Linked DNA regions of Mus musculus: region 2 is linked to region 1. A link is a loop called in an ENCODE intact Hi-C map of the cell type or tissue named here. Cell type or tissue: left cerebral cortex. All regions are shown on one strand. Each heading gives the region's core, and the rest is flanking DNA. Links, peaks and the distances in the headings are about the cores only.

Region 1 (11,340 bases), core at 1,468-9,467:
TTAATTAACTCATCTCTCTTGCCATCGCCACCACATAGGTACGGCATCTGTTGGTCGTTCCACTCCTTGCCCTGAGGTGGGCTCTTGGTTTAGTTTAATGCTTGCACACAAACTTCTTAGAGATTGTACGTTTGGATTTTGCTGTGGGTCACGGAGATCCCATAACTAGTCTTGCTCCTTGCTGTGACAGTGGAATAGAAGGAAGACAAGATTATAGGAGATATGAAGGGGTGATGTCCTTGTCCCTCTTTCATAAGCCTACATGAATTTTTTTCCATGGAGGCAGTTCACAAAGGTGGGGAAGCACGCAGTGTTTCCATCATTCTTGGCCTTAGTTTCTTCGTCTCTAAAATGGGAGCAACAACACTCCCCCTTATATGTTTCAATGGCCACTGAGTAGTGTCCTGTGGACAGCACATAGAAGGCCTTAGGAACATTGACCTATACAAGTGAGACCTCGGACAGACTCCAGGGCTTAAACTCCAGATTTGAGTGGTGAGTGGTAGTTTAGAGAACAAACTAAGCTCAGCTTAAGGGTCAGTGTGTGACGTCCTCTCAGGCTGTTCCCTTATCTCATAGAGTCAGAATTCCAGACTGCCCAGCACTTACGTTGCAAGGTTGCTTTGAGAGTTAAATAATTTAATGGATTATAAAATACCTAGTTAACTATTTGGCCTCGAGCTGGAGCTCAAAATGAATCAAAATTCTTAGTTTGGTTATCTTAGTTTTGTGTTCTATACTCAAGTCACAGTCTATTTAGGAATGGACTTTGAGGTATGATATTAATATGTTTTACTAAGCTGAGCCACTGCCTGTATTTCCAATAGTTTGCTAAATGCAAATTCCTTTTGTATAAAAATAATTTGTAAAAAAAAATGAGGATTATTTTCCCATCTTTGCTAGACTATGTATGAATTCTTTCCTTTCTTCCAACCTTCCTTCCTTCCTTTCTTATCCTTTCCTTTCCTTTTCTTTCATTTTACAGAACCCTGACTGTTTTAGAACTCACTATGTAGACTAGGCTGGCTTCAAATTCACAGAGACCCATCAGCCTATGCCTCCTGAATGCTGGGGTTAAAGGAGTGCACCACTACCATGCCTGGCTAGATTATGAATTCCTTAAAGTCAGGGACCTTGTCTCATTTACAGCAGAACACTTTCTAACATATTATAATCTCAGTAGAATTAAAGCTCTGTGTTCTTTATGCTGACAGTGAGACACCACTTTTCATAACAGCTAAAGTAGGAATAGTTAATGCCAGGGGCCTGATTTGTCTGAGATAGCTCTCACTGCCACCTCTTGAGGCCTTACTTGTCTGAGATAGCTCACACTGCTACCTCCTTGGGGCTGGCTTTTATTCCTTTAACAAAGTTATTCCACTGGAGAGACCACTTGGTTTCATAAAATTACCACTTTCCCTGGCAACAACTAGTTTAGAGAGATCACTGGGGATGGGGGTAAAGAAAGCCCAACAATAGAGTCATAATTTGATGCCTTTTAACACAGACACAGATACAGACACAGACACACACACACACACACACACACACACACACACACACACACACACTATCTTTGGTACAATTTCAAAATGTTCTCAGGACCACTGAAGCCTTTGGCTCCTGGGTTAAGAATGTTTAGAGTAGTCCCAAGCAAACTAGCAAAGTGAGAGCTCAGCCCTGACTAGCCCTCTCTTGTTGAAAACGAAACAAACAGACCAATTCTATATTTAGCCTCAAGGTTATCCCTGAGGCGGGGCCAGTTTTAGGCATTAATGCTAAAGGCTTGCAGCCAAGCAGCAACCACTCTTTGAAGAACTTGTGTTCTGCCCAGTAAAATGAAGCTTTGTTTGATAATATCGTTTACATTTTCAAATCCTGGGTATCAGGCTTTCTTCCTATCCCTTGTGGCCCTTCCTAAGTTTAGCTGCTGGTGTAATGGGGTTACCATGGCAACAACCACCTGCCTATTTAAAACCATCTCCCATGCTAAATAAGGAAGCCTAGAGAAAATGGCTGCCTGCCTGCCTGCCTGCCTGCCTGCCTGCCTGCCTTTCTCTCAGTGGACAAGTTGAATCCTCCTGGGTTTTTTGGATACAGGCAAGCAAACAGGATGGAGTAGCATTGACCCAAAGTTCTCCAGAAGAAACGGCTGGTGGCTGTAAAACAGGCACTGCCTCTGAACAACTGCATTTCTCAAGCAAGCACAGGGACTTAAATTCAAGTCCATATGCCTGTCATCTCTACCAGGGGCAACATGGGGCCTGAACCCCAGCACTGTAGCAGTCATCCTGCTAATGGGACCTGGGAAGTGGGAAGCAGAAGGTGGAGAGGCCATGGTGAATTCCTGCACTGAGGTGCATGCTGTGATTTTTTTTTTTTCCTCCTGGACAGATCTGTCTTTCTAATTGGACTTAATAACATGATTTTCTGATGCTCTATTTAGCTCATATGTTGCTCTGCCTCAATTTTCAGAACGTGGAGAAACTTCATCTTTTGCTTCCTTATTCTCTAAAAACAACAGAGCTGACTTCCTTCCCACAGCAAGAGTCCGTGCAACAGCTGCGCCAAGGGCTTCTTCCCTCGCACGCTGTGCCTTAGCACTTTATGTTCAGGCACATCTGGTTTTCTCTCTGCGGACAGCCCTTCTTTTTTTTATCAAGTTGTAAAAAACGTATTCTTGATTTTTTTTTTTTTTATCCCCGATGTGGCATCTTTGCCATTAGAAAGCCCTCCATGCCAGCTCCATTTTCTTGCTTTGTGTTCTCTTAGGTCTCCTCTGTGCAGACACATCACTTCATACACACTGGTAATCACCCTGCTTTTCAGTCTGTTTCCAGTGGGGTTGCAGAGGGCAGCGGGCAGTGAGTTCTGGGTCATCTGTCCCAAACACTTAATAGCATGTAGTCTCCAGTATATTTTCAAAAGATGTTTTTGAGCGAGTGAGTGAATGAGTGAGTGAGCAAATGAACAAATGAGTGAGTGAATGAATGAGTGAACAAGCCAATGAGTGAATGAATGAATGAGCAAGTGAATGAGTGAGTGAGTGGATGAGCAGGTAAGTGGGTAAGTGAGTGAATGTATGAATGAGAGAGTGAGGAAGTGAATGAGTGAATGAGCAGAACCCATGGGTTTCCCAGACACATGCACCTGAGAACCTGTGAGGGTATTGGGTGTAAAGAAGACACTAAAAGTCTGTAGAATGGGTAGAATGAGAGATTTTTTGTTGTTGTTGTTTTGTTCACTTTTTTTCCAAAAGCAGTCCTGAGGCTGCTATTCCACTGGGATGAGCATCTGTCTGCCTTTCTGGGAGAAGAGAGGACACAGGTTTGGTTCTTTTTGTAGAGGAAGAACAAGAGGATGGACGAGGCAGAAATAAATATTATTTGTGTGGGAAACAGGCAGACTTCTGCCAAAAGGTTCAAGTCGGGGCCACTTCCTGAAGAGGCCACAGCACACCTCCACACATCCTATGTAGATGATCAAGAAGGGCCTGTTCCCGTATGAGCACCACTTCTAAAGGGAAGGACTGTCCAGGCACCAAGAGGACCAAGCTGGGCGGGCGGTCCTGAAACAGCTTAGTAACAACAGCAGCGTGCCAGGCCAGGTCCTCAGACAGCGGAGAAGGGGAGCCTATGGACACAGCATCCTTGAACATCAAGGAAGAAACGAGCTGGCCCAGAGTTGGGACACAAAGAGAAATCCCCCAAAGTGGTTATTCTCAAAAGGCCACCACTCCATGCTGCCTGGCCCATCAATGGAGCTCAAGGTCACCTCAGAAAAAGACTTGAAGAGGCGAAACAAGAAGCTTCGAAACCAGCACGTAAACTACCTATTGTCAGGAGATCTGGTCTCTTGAGAAAGGTTCCTTCTGGCACCTACTTATCTCTGAGCCTACACCACATGCCTGCTAAGGGTGCAGACTCTCAATAGTCACAATACCAATGATCTCAAAGCTTTGGGCACAACTGAACTTGGGTTTTATGCCTGTCATCTTTTCTTGTCATTAACAAATTTGTATTTGACTTTTAAACATCTTAAAGCTTGCCTACTTTCCCAGTGTAAATAGGACTCTTCCATGTAAATACTTTAATAAAATATGATAGTGGTTTAAAAATAGTGGTTGCATGCATGCCCGGGGGTGATGAGGTGGAGGAAGGGTTGTCATTGCCCATTGGTGACTATAGACAACAAGGGCTGGCAAGACATGTTTGTAGTATGCTGTGGGTCCAGGGTCTGAGTGAGACCGAATGTCACCCTAATACAGTTCAGATGCTGTTAGATCCGGGTTTGACATTACCTCACTGTTCTCAGCCTCTTCCTGGTATAGCTCCCAGGCTGTGGAGTCAGGGGCTGAGCTGGTAGGGAAATGTCCTCAAATAACACCCGAACTTCTGCTTTGAGGAGAATTCTGCGGCCTCACGCAATAGCAACCCGTGAGGTTCAAAGATCAAGCCCAAGTCATTATCCCACTGCTGCCCACCTGCCTGGGGCTAGGCGTGGAATCCAGGCATGATCTTCAAATCAGTACAACAAAGACGATAGCGTCATAGAAGAGAGAGAAATGAGCAAGAAAAGGAAAATGGACAACTCCATGGTAATTGTTTGCCAGTTACCTCGCGGTTCTGGTAAATTTCATTCGCTTTGCAAGACAGATTTGGGTTCTCTTGCAATGGATTTGGTTTTCTCTTTTCTTTCCAGTTTGAACCCAATCTCCAGGCATGCAGGAGCCAATAGGAAGCCGCTGTGATGCCCTCGATGGTCACAGCATTGTAGGGACCTCACTGCTGCCCTCTGCTGTCCAGGAGAGTGCCTGGCACCTTCTCGGGTCTAAGACCCTAGCAGAGCCTTTCGCTCCCCCAATCCCCTGCGAGACGCTGGCTTTTGAGAGGAAACCTCTAAGTTCCTGGAGGGGTTCCAGGAGGCCAAAGGCAGGCTCCCTGCCACTCATGCCGTCCCAGACCCCTCCCTCTGTTCAGTTCCTGCGGGAGGGGACCGGCAGCTAGGCTGTGGCAGGTTTCTGACATTTTTTTTTTTTTTTCCTTCTTAGAAATGGAAACCCTCCTTCCGGCAACGTGGCAGGAAAGCGAAGTCCCCTGGCGGTCGACCCAGGCCAAGGACATTTCCGTGGTAGCAGGTGGGAGGCCCGCACTGGCTGCAGTGCCGGGCAGGCGGGGTGCCACCACGGCAGCCAGCGAGCTCGCTTACCTGCTGTTGAATTTTTCAGGGTGTTTCTCTCTCATCATATGGAATCTGTGTGCAATTGAAGCATCCTGGAAACGGAAGAAAAGAAGGCAAGAAAAGCCTGGTTAGTGATTGTGGCCATGAGGTATGGTGGGAAGACACACATATATGCCCCTGGAAGGCCCAGATTCCAGAGACTCCAAATCATAGGGGCACAGCACCGCGTCCAGGCGTAAGCTAGTGCCACCACTCCGTCCTTTGAGAGCCTCACTTGGTTGCCTCAGAGCCTGGCACTCATCACAGTATCTCAAGCCCAGTGAGTGGCCACAGTTCAGCCTTTGTAAACACAGGCAAGAGCAGGCTCTAAAGAGAAGAGTGAGGGGCTCTCCTCAGGTGAAGCCAGAAGCCAGTGAGGAGTGGGTGAGGTGTGGTGAGGTGTGGTGTGGTGTGGTGTGGTGTGGTGTGGTGTGGTGTGGTGTGGTGATGGGTGGTGACATAAAGTGAGGACTATTTCATGAGAAGTTGCAAAAATAGTACTTTTTCTCATGTCCCACTCACCCAGCGTCCAGCGATGATAACATCTTATATAACAGCACATTATCAAACCCAAAGCTGTCGCTGGTATTAACTCTTTGTTGTCTGTTTCACCCAAAACAATTAACAATAGTACTGGATAGTGCGTTTAGCAGACAACAAAAGTGTATTAAACGTCTAACTTCTGCCTATTAATCATTCTATCCACAGGACTGCCTCTGAAGCTAGCGACAATCTTGATCCTTTCCTATCCAATCTGTTGCCCCACCCCCCACTTTGGCTGCATGGCTGGCTATCTGTACCACAGAACTCACCACGACGCTCCATGACACTGTGTTTCTGGGTGTCCCATTTCTCAGGTTGGAACCAGAGTCCAGCCCAGAGTCCTATCTGCATCCCACACTCCCATTACAGCTATCTGTGAGTGCTCATGGTTGTGACTGGTGTTGACATGGTGGGGCTCCAGGACCTATAGGCCAGAATAGGATCCAAGCTGAACTCGGTTCTTCACTCTTAGCCTCCTGCACCTCCTAACGAGCCCAGCAGAAGAGTGTGTACTGCCCCCTTATCACACAGTCCCAATCGAGCACTGTGGAGGCAGATGCTGAACACTCGAAATTAACTAACTAATTGGTTGGAGACAGGACAGCCCAGAAACAAGGAGCTGATTTAGATTTGCCCAGAAGTGACTGCAGCAGCCAATCAGAAATCTCTGGGGATGCTGGGGTATCCCTGTAGTCTCAGCATGTGGATAGAGTGAGGCAGGAGGATTTAGAGTTCAAGGCTAGCCTGGACTACAAGGTGGTACTATATCTCAATGAACCTACCCACTCACACGCCTACCTAACAACCAACAATCAACAAATAAATAACCAACAAAAATCTCTTTATTAGACTCCGTGTTCAAAAGATTCTTAAAATTCTGGAGAGCCAAAAATAAAAGTTCATAGAGCAGATTTTTAGCTAATGTATATTCCCTCTTCCCCTCTCTTCCCTTTTCGTTTCCTCTCTTCCTTCTTTCCTTCTTTTCCCCTTTCTCCTCTCTCTCTCTCTCTCTCTCTCTCTCTCTCTTTCTCTTTCCCTCCTTCTCTCCCTCTTTCTTCTAAGACAGCTCTTACCATGTGGTTCTAGCTGGCCTGGAACTCACTATGTATACCAGCAGTTCTCAACCTTTTGGGCCTGACCTCTGTGGGGGTCAAACAACTCTTTCACAGAGGTCTCCTAAGATTATCGGAAAACACAGACATTGACATTATGGTTCATAACAGTTGCAAAATTATAGTTATGAAGCAGCAGCAAAAAGAATTTCATGGTTGGAGTCACCACGGTATGAGTTAAAGGGTCACAGCATTAGGAAGGTTGAGAACCACAGATGTAGACTGTACTCAGCTCAAACTCTGAGAGATCCTCCTGCCTCTGACTCCCCTGCATTGGGATTAAAGCTGTGTGCTCTTCCATGCTGGGCATATTGTATCTTGATAAGGAAAGTCAACATTAGAGCATCAAGTGCAGCTCTCTGAAGAAGCATTTGGGGTGCATACCATGTGTGATGAATTTCATTATGGATAGGGGTGACCCCATCCAGCAGCCACCATGTGGAATCTGGGAGGGCAGGTACTGGCTTATTTTGTGGCTGATAAACATTCCTTGGGCATTTAACAGTTAAATTTTGCTACTGGTTTACTCTTGTAGTTTTCTGATCTGTCAAGAGCTGATAGTCTGGGCAGAGTCACCTTGTAGACACATGGTGGCAGGTGTCAAAATTCAGGGGGGCCTGTTCGGACCCCTTGAACCCACACAGCCGTCTCAGCTCCTCTGTGCAGCTCCTCTTCCTAGCCTAGACCATGCCTATCTCCCTCTCGTCCAGCAAGTCTCAATGAACATTCCCAACAAGATATATGTGATATTTGTCAAATGATTTTCTAGAATTCCGGAAAAGCATTCCATCTAGCTGTGTTCCTTTGAAACACTGATTTTCTCCTGTCAGGAAAATACAAAACAGAGCAAACAAAAACTAAAAACAAAACAAAACACCCCCAAACAAAACAAACCCAAAGCACACACCCGTATATTGTGTGGCAGCCTGATTTGTACATCACTGCCATTACCCCCAGTGCAGCTGGAGACTGGCCCCTGGGATATTTGCAGAGACTCTTCTCCCTGGTCAGTCCTAATCACCCTTGGTTTTTCCATTGCTAAGGTTTGCATGCCTTCTTATTCCAAAGGGCAGCGTTTACAAGATCATTAGCTCAGCATGTGACTCCTCATTTGACGGTGTAATCTCTTGACAAACACACCAACAGCAAGGGAGAGCTAAGCTGTCTCTTGAAAGGCTCAGACCTTGTTTGTCTCCCCGAGATAGGAAGGGTCAAGAAGGGTCAAGACTCGAGTTTACCCCCGTTGAGCGAGCAGTTCATGCTGAGCACTGGCCAGAGGGTATTTATTTTAGGGGTTTAGATACTGTTTTGAGACTGAGTCCTGCAAAGAGCATTTCCACTCTAGAGAGCATGGCAGCAGGGGCAGGCCAGGGGAAGCAGTGGCGTTTCCGACAGCCTCTGGTCAGTTGGAACAGCCCCACAGTGTGTTCTATGTGTTGTGGGGCAGTCTCCGGTCAATGGTGTGCTCTATGGGGTGAGGGGGAGATGAATTGAAGTGTGGATGCAGGCTGTTCCTTCTACAGTCAAAACCTCAAACACATGGTTAGATGAAGGATTTTTGGCTCGCTCTCAAATGTAAGCTTCTGTTATTTGGACTCTGAGACATTGGAATGTCTAGGTCAGTGCTGTCCAATAGAAATACAACCGATTTGTAACTTAAAAGTTTCTAGAAGCTACATAAAAAAGCAAAAAAAAAAAAAAAGATGATATTAATTCATGGATGTTTTAATTAACCTAAATTTTATAATTTCTACATATAATCAATAACAATTGCTAATAAGTTTAATTTCTCTATCTCATTATTGAATGTGTTTTTAATATTTACACGCACCTTAAGCTAGGCTCGGCCTTGCAGGCGCACAGCTTGTGGCTTGTGCTTGCTACCCTGGTCAGTGCAGGGCTAAGTCACTTTGGCAACTTTTGGAGACAGAGACAGGAAAGAGACCCTAGGGCAGGCTGTTTGAAATTTGGATTGTTTGAAAAATTTATGGCAGATTAGGGAGTAGGAAAGATGTGGCTGGCTTAGCCAAGTCACTTCTCAGTAAGTCCACAAGTGACAGATTAAAGCTCAATAATGACAGAATCTGAGTTTGCAAGCCTCTGACTTGTTGACACCTTCCCTAGCGGGTAGGAGGCTTGACACTGTGGGACGTGGGCGGGTGAACACTAGTAACAATCTATAAGGTGGAATATGCTTTATGGGCTGGTGGCCCTCTGGCGTCCAAAATAGACTTCACGGAGTCGAGGGATTAGCTGCTCACCACCCTGTTAAGACTTGTTGAAAACAGAGCCTGTGACGAGTTCCGAGTTCCACAGGCTCCAGGAATTATTTTGTAGTCTCTTAACTTCCTGTCACTGATACCTGGCCATCCTGACCTTTCAGCTAATCCAAAAATAGAGAGCAGGGAGGAAGAAGCCCGAGAACTCAGAGGAAGCAATGTGCTGGGTGACTGTGTTCAAGACTTCTCTCCAGGAGATGTCTGCAGTTAGAAGGGCCATCAAGCTGACTAGCAGAGTCTTCAATGATTCCGGCTGGTATATGAGTATATGGTGGCACTGAGCCCAAGAAACTCCCTGGACAGGCCCGAAGAGTCTGTCTTACTCAACTCTCTATCTATTAAATGCGTTCTGTTTCCACCCCGGGGCACCACAGTGGCTGTATAACCGTTATCTTTATAGTTGCAAGGCAGCAACCATTTGTTCAATAGGCATTTCACATCTTTCACAGCAGCAGACACTACAGGCATCTCTTTGCCAGGGGTGTGTGCGCACGCAACTATGTTTAAGCATTATAAGGAGGTAGAACTGGTTTGGTTTACATACCTACTTCTCTCAAAAGTTTGGGAAGTCAAATAGGAAGCAAGACCTTTTGCAAATGTCAGCCCTGCCCTCTGTCAGGGTTGCGGACTGGGCGCTTATTTTCTCAAGATTTTTACCTTCCACCTTTTAAAGAGCAAGCACACAAACCTCGCAAACATTCTATGAAAAGAAGGCTAAGGGGACTCCAATGAGATCAAAAGTCACATTTCCTTACTCGTCTACAATATGACAATAAACATGCACAAACTAAAGATATATGAAAAGAACAGTGGACAGATACCCTTGGAGTATTGGAGCCAGGTGGGGAAGCGTGGTGGCCCCCAAAGGTGATGGGTTTCTGTTCCAATGCTCTTCCTTGGAGGGCAATTCGCTTCTTCTTTCCTCCCCCCCCCCCCTCGGTGACTCCCTTCCTTCCTTCCTCCTGGAAGAATGCATTGAAACCATGTTTCCTAGCGCTTGCACTTGTGTTTAGGGCCTGGGTATCTAGTTGAGGGAAGGCTGTCTACAGGGCACTGAGTGGAGACAGGCAGGTACTGGGAACTCTGGCCCTTCCAGCCAGAGCTGTGTGCAGAAAGGGAAGATGTATTGACAGTTCTAATGGTAGCCATGCTTGAACCTGCCTACTGGAAGCTCCTGGGCAGCCTAGCCTGTCCATCTGTCTGTCTGTCCTGTGGCCAGCTTCCTCTCTTTCCTTGTGTCCCTCTCCTTCATTACCTAACATCTGTGCCTCCAACCCACTTCCTGTATTCATTCTGCTCCTGTGTTGTCTCCATTCTCTGAGGCCTCACTCAGGGTCACCAGCATCAGAAGGCTCCCAGGGGCTGGTTAAAAATGCAGAGCCCCAGACCTGGCTGAGAGCTATGGAGTCAGATTACAAATCAGAATCTGGTGCAGAGAGGAACTTCCATGTTTAAAAGAGGTGCTGTGAGCTCTCTCCTTCTGGATTTGGAGAACTTCCTTTACTCCACAGCTTGTAGCTGTGTGAAGATGAGGGTGGGTGTGCAGAGCCCACAGCTGAGCAGGCACAAGATCCTTGCTTGGACGCACACAAAGGCAACAGGGAAATAGGATAATTGGCTTGGGTGCACCACAGGCACTCGGTAAACATCAGTGCGTTATACAATGGTTATGGCAGGAAAAGGATCTGAGGTGTGTGTGTGTGTGTGTGTGTGTGTGTGTGTGCACCTTCCCTGCAGGTGGCCCTGAAAGAGGGCTTGGATAGATAAATTGGGGACTGTGGGGTGGGGAGGGGGATAAGCCAGTTAGGACACAGGAACCCCTAGTGCACCACCTCCACATTCAGTCTTATACCCTGGACCCACTATGCCTTGCTTGCTTCAGTCATAGCAATGAGCGCAGGAGTGTAGGAGTGAGAAGATGAAAGCAAACCCCTTCACCTGAAACTGTTCTTCACTCAGAACACTAGGAAAAATCCAAACAAAACAGGCAACAACAACAAAACCCACTGCAGATGTGGTAACTCTACAAACCTTTTGTAACTGGAAGATCATTAGTTTTAGCCCTTTTCTCTCCCATGCTTCTAGTCTTAGCCTTACTAAAAAATAAAATGCCTTCACTAAACCTGATATCCCCTGGAGCTGTCTTTTAGACCCCATCTCCATCCCACACCCTTACCACCCACCCC
Region 2 (11,340 bases), core at 1,910-9,909, 64 kb before region 1:
AGGATGTGGGAAGGATTTGTATAGTCAAAAATCAGTGTTTGCATTTAAATGAATATGGAAGGCCCTGTCTTCGGATATCACCGAGCCACATGGGAAAGCTATGTGATCTCTTCCATTTAAAAAAATGACTTGCTTTAATTATTTAAAGGTATGTGTGAGTGTGTGCACATGCGTGCACGTGTCCAAGGAAGTTGTTGAATTTCCTGGAAGTTGCAATTGTAGACAGTCCTGAGCCACACGATGAGGGTGGGTGGGAACCTAACTCAAGAGTACTCTGCAAGAGCAGTGGTGCTTGTGGATGCTGAGCCATTGCTGTCATGTTCTGGCCATCTGATTTCAGACACAGGACAAGACTGGATGTGTTTTTCTCAGCCCAGGTTCATCAGAGTCATAAGCAGTAGAGATTCCCTCCATCCTGCCTGATTACAGCGGTTATTGGTTTTTGACGTTGAGACGCAGCGATTTTTATATCAAGTCAGTGTGTTCAAGGGGTAAAACATTACCATTCTTCTCACTCTCTCCCCCAAGACTGGCTCACTTACCGTGCATTGTGGCTGCATCCAGGGCTCTCCGTCTACTTGCATCGGCAGAAGCTTGTTAGTCCTAGAACCCCCAAACCAAAGAAACCACAGTGAGATCCTCAGCGCCGGAGAACCATCATCACTCCCACCACAGAAGAAGAAGTGGGCAGACATCACTTGCTCACTTAGAGGGGTTCACAGAGACTACGGGAACTTCTAAAAATATAATCTTTAACCCATCTCAGGAACTGGACGTGGCTGGTCTGGGGCCAGGCCTAGGGACCTGTGCATTCATAGTTACCATAGGCATTTATTTCTCTGGCTTCCGTCTTCAGACCTCACTTTGAGAAATGCTGTGGACATACTGAGAGCCAAAACCACCTGGAAAACTGGCCAGTAAACATGGCAGCCCCACTGCTGAGCAGTCCTCCTCAGCCCAGAGACCAGCCAGAGGGAAAGCCCTCATGCTGAGCTCCACTCTGGAGTAGGAAAAGGCCTGCCCTCCCCCATTGAATGAGTGGTCGAAACATATCTAAGTGTTAACGTCTCTAAGCTGTAGAAGATATCATCATAGGCACTCAACTCCCAGAAGCAGGCTACTCCGGGTTTGTATGCACTGTGCTTTGCTTGGAAAGTGACATAGGAATAGTGACTCCAAGTGTAAAGGGAGAGGTTGAGGAGAAAATATTGCTCTCTTGCTTGGGAAAGGCTCCTCTGGCATGTGGGCTCTGTAGAACTCTGTAGAACTTGTCTTTCGATGCCTTGTAAGGAGGTCAGTCCTTTAGAGGCCTCTGGTCAAGGGCATGTGAATAGTCACCAGCTACTGGACAGGAAGCCCTTACCTGAGTTAGATAGCTTCCCTATTTTGAAAATTACAAAACGAGAGGGGAAGACACTATTTCAATACAATAATTCTCTGGTGAACTTTGACTATATTTCATAATAAAAGCAAGACATTTAATAATAAAACAAAAAATGAGCAAAAGGAGGCCTTTGCATACTTATGAATAGAGAAGTATCTGAAGTATGCTAGCAGGATGGGGCTTTTAGCTCATCCCCCTGTTTCCATCTGGCAATAGATCTGTTGGCTGCTTGGAAAACCCCCCTGGATACCTAACTTTTTAAATTCCTTGGCAGCTAGGACACTGTGTTCTCTGTAATCTATAAAAGCTAGGGCTGTGATATTCTACAGACAAACTGGCCTTGTCATTTTTAGAATTCTGGACAAGGGCTGCTGGGGTCAATCTGGAAAACAAGGGTCCTACCACAGCAACGGCTCTGAAAGAAAGGGGAATACGGTGTTGGGAATACAAGAGACAGATAATCCAGAGAGATAGGATCTCTGACAAGGGGACTGTGGGACAGACCCTCGGGGACCTCAGGAGAGATCTGGCCTAATGATGATGGATGGACCAAGAACAGGTTCCTCAACTGTGCTCCTGCTGACTCCTGCTCAGAGTTTCTGGGAGAAAAGATTCTTTAGTCAAGTGCCTCTGGGAATCCCTTTACCCCAGCATCCCCTCTAGGAGATCCCCCAGGCAACCCAACAGATATGATCTGTAACAAGGGAGAGAAGCAAAGGAATAAAGACTTCTCAAACAGCCAGGTTAGGTAAGAAGTGGAGAAAAACCAAAACAGGTAACTAGAGGGAACTAAAGTTAGAAAAACCCCCACCAGACCCCACAGAGTCCAGAACTGCCTTGGCTGGCCAGGTCATCCATGTCCCAAAAGCCTGTAACCCTCTTGGTCAGTACAAGAAGTTTGTTGATGTTAATGGTTTAGCATATGAAGGCATGCAGGGTCTATCATCCACACACAGAAGAGCAGCTGTGACCCCTGGAATACATCGAATATTTTAAAACTATAAAGAGAAAAGGACAAAGAAGTGGACTTCTGGGGCCCTGAACTTTACAGTATGCACTGGTTATCTCACCAGGTAATGTTTAGAGGAGAGGCTATGCTGGACCCTCTTGTTGATGCTAGTATTGTGTCCTGTTTAAATAATGCCAACCCAACTCCTCCACCTGAGGCTCAGGGGTCATGGCAGAAGAGGGGGTACAATGATCGCAAGAGCCAGAGGAACAGGCATCTGCTGTGGATATCATATCTCTTGGAAATGACAGGAGAGCCACTCCTTCAACAAGGAGGACACCAATGGGCATGCTGATGTGGATGGGGGTGGGGTGGGGGTAGAGGGAAATTCCTGGGGCATCAACCCTACTAAGAGCTACAGGCAACTAAGGAATCCTGAGAGCAGGAGAAATAGACTCCCCTGGGGAAGAGCACACCAATTGCTTATCCAACACCAAATGTTTATCCCTGAAATCATAGACACTCAAATAAACACATGGGCTGAGCAGATATTTGGGGGAAATACATATACAACAACAGTGAAAAAATATCATCAAAGCACTCTTTGTAACTACCACCAAGCTTCTTTTCCCAATTTTCCTTAGCCTGAAATCCAAAGGTAGCTTTCTAGTTATTTTGTTATCTGCCTGAATGTTTATGGAGGTAAGGAAGCCCCAGAAGATGCTGTGTCACAAGGAGACTTACCTAATGGTGACAGAGGAGCACTGGGCCAGTCTCCTGCCCGCACTCTTCAGGCCAGTGTAGATCTGTCCCATCTCCATGGCTCCCTCTAGACCCACCACTTCAAGGAGCTGATCGCTGAGGTCTGCAGAGTGAACAACAAAGACCATGACAGTCATCTCTCTTACTCAGGATAGTCTGTCTAGAAGGTCTGGTCCCTGGATGGCCAACCCTCTCATCTACTAAGTCAGACACTTTCATCAAAAAAAAAAAAAAAAAAAAAGGTGGATCTTCTTGTAAGCAGACCCCAAGTTATAGGTTTTTTTTAATATATAAAAGCTTTGATTTAGAAGATTAATATGTATCTAATGAATAGGCTGACATCAAGAAGCCCCTTCAAATCTAGACTATTATAAATGGCAAATCAGCTATTCCTGAAATCTACCAACAGAGCAGTTAGAGACATATGGAGTTGAGAATAGGATAGGAATGAATGTTGAAGAGTCTGTAATCCTTAACGTCAGAGCAACATTTTAACTCTGCCAATGATGACTGATAAGTAACCTCAAATTTGGCCCGTGCTTAGCTGCTTGTGAGCCACCCTCCATGGACCTCCTCAGGAGGTTTAAGGGCCTCTTTCAGGATACCCCATCATAAGCCAAGCAAAGGAGAAGCATATATCACCTCCCTCAAGCCATTGCGGATCACAGTAGAAAAGCAGGTAGGAAACCCAAATCCCAGGCTCCATGCTACAGGATCAATTGCCTACAGTGGTGGCCAGAGCTTTTGATCTCCAGCCTGGGAGGAGTGATCCATCTTGCTTGGGTTTCTGCCTCCATTTTCCATTGTGAGAATGATGGCAGGAGTAATGTTGGGTGCTGGGTCCAATACTCACCTTAAAATGTCACTGTTTGTGTAATTAGAGCAGAAGCAAAATTAAGATGCAGAGTTTAAAAAAAAAGTCTAGGGGCTGGAGAGATGGCTCAGCCGTTAAAGGCTAGGCTCACAACCAAAAAAAGTCTAGTCCCTTTGCCAATGGAAGAGTGCATTTTCTCAGATTCCATTCATAGACACCAGTGAAAAAACTCCGTCAAGACTTTTTCTTTATCAAATAGCTTCTTGTCCCCTAAAGATATGCTGTTTAAGAGTAGTGAGGAAATTCTTTGTTCAGAAGACGACTGTTTAAAAAACACTCCATTGATGTCTTTATACCTAATGAAGACAATAAACCAAAGCACTGGACTGACTGTGAACATGTCAACCCTGGAGTCTAAACTGATGAGCACTGAGAGTCATTTGCTGCCAAGGGACATACAAGCTGGGTCATCTGTGAAAAGCCCACAGCTTTCCCCTCCACACCCATTCACACTCCATTCTCCTCAAGTTCACCTCTCTCCACACTCCTGAAGGCACCCTGCCTCCCCAAGCTCTCCATTTCGCTTGGACTTGGGACAAGAAGACATAAAAGGGTAAGGCTTCTTTAGGACAATGCTGGAGACTCTCTGAAGGAGTTTGGAGCTAATCGACAATGAATGTCTAAATCTCTAGGCACTTAATTAGCTCCCTTACTATAGAGGGTTGAATAATCACCGCAAAGCCTCAGCTTCTAGTGCTGGTCTAATAATGTCTATGAAAATGGCATAGGCTATGGGAGGGGCGGGAGGCAAGGTGGGAGAAAGCAAGAGAAGAAGATGCAGATAATGAGGGAGGAGGAGGAAGAGAAATGTAATAGACTGCTTCTAGGGGTAGGGAGGCCAAGGGCATTGTGCTGTGATAGGAGAGGAAAGGAGGGGATGAAAGGGAGGAAAGAGGACGGGAGGAAAGGGAGTGGAGGAGGGGGAGAGAGGGGAGCGGAGGGAAAGGGAAGGGAGGAGAGCAGAGCAGAGGAGAGACAAGACGAGATGAGACAAGACAAGACGAGATGAGACAAGACAAGACGAGAAGAGGAGGCAAAACTTTTTAGAAGTTATTCAGCACAGTGGCAGAAGCAGATGCCTTAGAAAATGTTGCACTTTATACCAGGCTTTGGTATCTGACAGAGCTCAATGGCTCAGTGTTTTCCCTCCTTGAAACATGCCCTGGTAACAAAATGTTCCAAGGAACAGGGGACTTAATAGACTCAAGTGTTTCAGCTTTACAATGTCTTGGTCTTTTAACAAATTTTCCTGTTGAATGGCTTTAAAGTTGTTATCACTTCCCACACAGCACCTCACAGCCATCACTTCCCACACAGTACCTTGCTTCCTGGCTCTGGAAGAGCTGTAATGAAGGCTGATCTCACCAGCAGGAGTGGGCAGGTGGGGGAGGGGCTGGCACACATGTTGGGGAAGGGGCTTATTATATTATTGTCATCTTACTTTTGCATATGTACTCTACCGTCTCAGGTGTAACAAAGGTGGCTCCTGTCTGTCACCCTAGCCCTAAGCCTGACCCTGGCTGCAGGATTTAGCTACTCTTGGTCCTTTCTACCATTGCCTAATTATCTTTCTGTCAACTTTCTAGAATACCTACTGAGAAAGTCTTAAAGATATCTACTCTACATTCTTTCCTAAAGTAACTAAGCATAAAGGCCCTTCTCTTGTGTGATAACTATAAATAGCCCAAGGTTTTAGTTTTCTTTGTGTCATACTTAAAAAAAAATCTGTCATCACCCAACTCCTCTTTTCTTTTTCCACCACAGAGATACTTATGTATACATTGAGTCTGGTACTAAGATGAAAGAGAACAGAATGTAAGGCAGTGTCTAGGCACAAACAACAGTGAATATTTAGGTTCTGTGTTTAGAACACAGAATCCAGAATTGGGACATCTGGTATACCAGGTGTCTGTTTTACCTTGGGTACCAATGATTCAGAGAACGTTTGGCAATTGTGTCATGTTCATATTTTCTTTTATACTCCTCCACCCATTAATGTTTAAGATAGAATGTCTATGCACCTTAGTTAAGCAGGATTCATTCACCCATTCACAAAATTGAGTTAGCAGCAAAGTTCTAGGCACTGTGTTAGGAACCGGCAATACAAAGTATTCTATTGCTGAAGGAGTCTTGTCTAAGAAGGAGAAACAAAATGGGGTGAAGAAAATGCTGAGATTGAACTGTGAGGTCAGGGGTGTGTGGGAAGCTAGTGCTGAGTGGTTAAGTTGAAGGAGATTGGTATCGAGAACGTTTCAAAGATAGCTGAATGTCAAGCTGTTTTTCTGGTTTGGGAGGAGAATATACCAGGGACAGAGATGGTCATATATGGGGTTGACAGACCCAGGACAGAGGGAAAGAAGGAAGGGGAAGACCCAGGACAGAAGTCTTTTTCCCTAAAGAGACTTATTAATTAGAGACTAGTGTCTAAAACGATGCATGAGATTGTATAGCCCTCAAGTCAGGCCTCCAACACTGTCCTTACTATTCCTTGGTAACAAGGCTTGTGCACAACATTTGCTTGCATTCTAGGAATGGAGGAAAAGACATGGTGTTGGAAAATGAAGAGGGGAGAATGTGGGAGCATTGGATAGGGTAGCCATGACAACATCAGTTCCAACCTGTTCAGCCTCTGGCATTTGGTTTTATAAATGCCTATTTGTCATGATCATGTCATCGACAGACATTCAGTCCTCTGTGGAATCAAGCAAACCACCAAGGGCTTGGTAAAAGAAGATGCAGTATATGGTCTTCACAATCAAGATGTTACAAGGAGAATAGGTTTTGAAAATAATTTGCCTAGTGTAATAAGTCTGAAAGTTTTACATTGCTTCTTTTGCTACTCTTTTGGGATTGGATGAGAAATCATGGACAGAACCCAAGTCCCTGAAAAGACACGTACTGTAGTATCACTTATAAAAAATAACCCCACTACCACATTTCTTCCTGCACAGGAACAGTCAAACAATCAGTTATGGTATCTGCAATGATGGAAAATTCTGATTCCATTAAAATATTTACAAGCCAGGTATGGTAGTTCATGCTCATAATCCCAGCACCTAAGAGGCTGGGGGAGGAAGGGAAGACCAGCCTGGACTACAAAGTGGGATCCAGGAAAGCCTGAGCTACTATGTGAGACCTTGTTTTAAAATGGCAACATGCATATTTAATCATCATAAATATATTTATATGATGATTAATTATGATGTCAATAGATGAGTTTACTTAGGTAGCATGCTCTCAATGAGGTAAGACAATGCATATAAGAAAAGGAAAAATCTTAGTAAAATCTTAACAATGGTGAACCCTGGATAATTATGTTGACATTAATTCTCTTTCTTCTTTATGCTTTTCTAAGTGTTTCTTTAAATATATAGTTGTACTAAAACCAAAAGGTAATATTTTAAAAATCCATTAGATGCTGCTCATGGTAACAAATACCAAACAATAGCTCCAGAAGGTTCTCTGGGGTGTTCTGCCTTCAGTTTGATTTATAGGGTCCTCAAGGTCTTCGGCACACAGTCAACCAGAGAAAGGATGGGGTGGTGTCTACTGTTGGCAGACTGTAACTGTGACTGCTGTACTGCTATGTCTGGGATGGATGTAGAAAGAGATAAAGGGATGACAGGAAGGAGGCAAACAAGAGATGTGGGACGTTAGAGCAGAGGTGTTCTGAGACACTAGAGTAAAATGTGGGCAGGTAGATACTGTGAGCGGAACTGATCAGTGGCCGATGACCTGTGGCCCCAGGAATAGGCAACTGAGGAACAACGGTAAGAAAAAATTAAGAGTGTGGCAATGCCGGTGGTTGCCAAACTTTGCTCTATGCTAGCCTTACCTGGGGGGCCAGGTTGTGGCTTCTATCAGTTAAAATGCACAGACATGCAAGCCAGGCATCACATTTATTCTAGAACGGTCCTCAATGATTCCAAAGTGCACTACAGTTTGCTAGCCAGTTAGCTAAGCTTTTGTTGCCATTGGCCAGTGCTTCCCAGAGTGTAGTCTTTGGACCAGCAGTCTTTTCACTACTTGGGAACTTGTGAGAAATGCAAATCCTCGGGCCCCACCTCAGAGCTGTGGAATCAGACATCCCGGAGGTTGCGCCTAGCAGACTGTGTTCTAACAAGCCCTTTGGAAGATTCCTAGACACATTCAAGTTTGAGAAGTTGAGCCTGAGGTAATAAAAGTGCCCACGGGAGTTCAGGGAAAGAACAGAAGCAAGTTTCTTCCTGACTGCTTTGATCTACAACTTTCTCAAGTGAAAATTAGGGATTGTAATGCTCCCCCTGAAGTGTGTGAAAGTGCCAGGCTGAGCACCGGTGCTACGGTGTTCTCTCCTCCCCACTACTCCTAAGCGGTTACCTGTCTGGCTTCTTAGTGCTGTTCACATAGCCCACAAACCACAACATGAGACCTCAGAATAGCATATCAGACTGTGTTCCCCACTGTCTCTTACCTCCATGCAGAGGCCAGAAACCAAGGTACGCTTTGGACAAAGAGAGCATCCCACTCCGTCTTTTGTGCCTCTACTCTCTCCCCACATTTTATCTCAACACCATTTTGCTTTTCTTTACTTAGTCCTAACAACTATCAGGAGGAGGGGCCAGAACACAACAATGACAGAACCCTGGTATCCTAGGGGACACAACTTTAGACCTGCCAGTAGCTCTGGAAGCCAGAGGGACCACACCCATGTCTAAAGCCAAGGTGCCAGCAAGGTTGGCTTTCTTTGAGGCCTTTCCTTGGCTTACAGGCCACTGCCGTCTTGACCACACAGATAAACTTCTGTGTACACACGTCCCTGTTAGCTCCATGGCTCCAAAATTTATATCATATAAGGACAGCAATGAGATTAGATCATGGCTCATCTTAACAGCCTCGTGTTTACTTAACACTTAATGTATCTAGAATGTAAACCCATGCATGTTTGAGGTGCCTTGAAAAATAAAATCTAAAACTACCCATGACCCAACGATAGTACTCGTAGGTATGTATACCCAAAGGATGCTATGTCAACATGCTACAGAGATATAAGGCACACCCATGATATAGAAGCTCTTTACTATAGATGTCTACATAGTCCATACACACAATGCAATTTATTTAGCTTTACATATGAATGAATTTATGCCATTTGCAGGAGAATGGATGAAACTGGAGGCCATTTTGCTAAGGGAAATAAGCCAGATGTGGGAAGACAAATCACACATGCTTCTTGTCCATCCACATGGACTCCAGGTTTGTGTGTGCGTGTGTGTGTCTGAGTGTGTGTGTATGTATGTGTGTGTGTGTGTGTGTGTGCATGTATTTATACACAGGTCATAAAAGTAGAAAGGAGGGGAAGGGAAGTTAAGGAGGGAAGGGAAGGAAAAGAGTAATGATTACATGTGACATGGAAGGAGGAAAGGGACAATTTAAGGCCAGTAAAAAAGGGGCAGGCTGATAGGAGATGAAACAAACAAGACCTATTAACTTATATACTAACTTTCAAAAAAAATTTTTAAGAATATAAAAAAAGAGCCTGCATCAAATTTTAATTATATTCTTAGGTATCACAGTTTAGAGTTTCAACTTACAAATTTAGATGATCAGTCGTACCCATGAGTGGGGAAATAATAAACCACACCTTGATGTACTGAGTGAATACAAAGGTATTCTATAAATAGTAACACCCATTGTCCCTGTGCTCCACAAAAGCTAATGTGTGCTGATAGGAACATGGGCCCTTCTTACCTCTTCCAAAAGGAAAGACACACCCTAGCTCTGCTTGGCAGTGGGACCAGCTCAGTGGAAGCCAGTAGGCTTTCCTACAGACTCGATCACTGAGGCTGAGACAGGCATTACCTTGTGCTCCTTCCTCTCTTGCTTCCACATCTCCATAGAGATGGTCTGCGTGCTCTTGGTAGCTCAGTGCTAAAGCTGGGCACTGAGCTCACCTGAGCCCCAGCTGGATTGAGTACAGATGCAACAAAGCTCCTGGCAAAGGCATTTCAAAGCAAGTGTACAAGTACCCCAGCCTGAAAGGTGGGGTACAACCTGGAGAAAGCCATGGAGACACTGCTGCCTACAGAAAGCCTTCACAGTCTGTCTCTCTTCCTCTCAGCCCTATGCAGAGCACGAGTGCCACATTCTTGGGTCTGAATCCTGTTTCGCACTTCTCTTGGGGACTTTGAGTACAACCCTCTGGAAGGCAGACATGATATCCTCCTGGTGGGGTAGCGAGTGCTCTGTACAATTCCCATCTCACTGGAAGGAAGCCCTCAGGAAGCAGAGCCGTCAGTGTTGTTATGTTTCCTTAGAAAGGATTTGCTCTTGGCAAGAGATGTGTCCCCATGTTTGTTTTCTTTATGCTAAAAAAAGAGACTAAAATGGGCCAATGGACCCTCAGGTATCCAAGCTACAACTGCAGTGTCTTGTGTGTGCACATGCACGTGAGAAAGAGAGACAGAGAGACAGACAGAGCAAACAAGAGGGCAATCTACCTTGTTTTCTATTGTTCCTGGAGCTCTACAAGCATAGAGACATAGACCTGACATCCATCCCTGCAGGGAACCCCTTCTTTTGTGCTGTGTGCCTGTCACATTGGTTCCCAGATTTCAAGTCTTACACCTGTCAAGCTTCATCAAGGCACAAAGGCAGCAAGTTAGTTTTGAGGCTGGCTGAGCCAAGAGAGGGGTAGGAAGAAGCTAGGCTCTGAGAAGAAAGGAATGGTAAGCTGTCAGGGAGGGAAGATACTGGTCTGACAGGTGCCAGATGGACTGTTGTTTGGTTTGGGCTCTGCCATGTAACATGACCATAGGCAAATCACATCCCATGCCAGGGCCCCAGTTTCCCTCAATTAGGGCGATGCACCCTATCCCTAATCCTGTTTGAGCTCTCCAGCTAAGATGAAGAACAGTTTCTTGACTGGTCAAAAGCAGAGAGGCCTTGGCCTGTCACCACCATGCAGAAGACAGAACATTCAGTATGAGCATTGTCAATGCAAAAGAATCATAGAAACAGGGACGCCATGTCTGCTTCTAGGGCCTGCAGGCCTGCCTGTGTAAGGAGCAGGGTGAGAAAATGGCTCCCTTCATTCTGTGACTGTGCCTTGGGGGTTAGCCGGGCTTCGATGGTGCTGCATGGGAGAGGGAGGGCTGTAAACCTCTGTGTTTTAGAAAGTGTGCGCTTTAGCCGGAGAGGAGCCATGTATCAGCAGGAGTTGGGAAGAACAGAGCTGGGGAGATTTCTCAGGAAGCAAGAAAGTCCTGGAAAAGATTTCAAGATCTGGCATCACCAGGCCGCTAAGGAGAAGCTGGGCAGGAAGAACTTATCCTTCCATCTTGGATATCGTGAGCTGTGGCAATGTGTCATAGTTGAAGAAAATGGACCAAG

What was found. A loop is a pair of places that touch in the nucleus more often than their neighbours do. Peaks named below come from ENCODE experiments on the same cell type or tissue, not always from the same donor. Only the 100,000 strongest peaks of a DNase experiment are listed, where the experiment ranks them.
Region 2: it touches region 1 in a loop (2.9-fold over the local background); 3 of 42 quality-filtered maps call a loop at or near these places.

Annotation. Positions count from the first base shown.
Region 1 is chr16:22,543,444-22,554,783 of GRCm38, forward strand. Dgkg (diacylglycerol kinase, gamma) reads right to left here. Exons shown (of 25, transcript NM_138650.2): 20 at 5,209-5,273. Gm15651 (a long non-coding RNA gene) reads left to right here. Exons shown (of 3, transcript XR_384735.4): 1 at 1-5,137; 2 at 5,228-6,474. Among named protein-coding and RNA genes, the nearest start is that of Gm15651, 9.1 kb to the left of the region's middle. In left cerebral cortex, for the core only: CTCF peaks have their summits at 4,820 (motif pointing left), 5,023 and 9,095; DNase peaks (open chromatin) are centred at 1,964, 2,513, 4,798, 5,394 and 1 more place; H3K4me3 peaks cover 946 bases; H3K27ac peaks cover 3,084 bases.
Region 2 is chr16:22,478,824-22,490,163 of GRCm38, forward strand. It overlaps Dgkg (diacylglycerol kinase, gamma), which reads right to left. Exons shown (of 25, transcript NM_138650.2): 23 at 3,078-3,198; 24 at 543-603. Among named protein-coding and RNA genes, the nearest start is that of 9230117E06Rik, 27 kb to the right of the region's middle. In left cerebral cortex, for the core only: no CTCF peak of the experiment used is centred there; DNase peaks (open chromatin) are centred at 5,235 and 5,832; H3K27ac peaks cover 1,060 bases.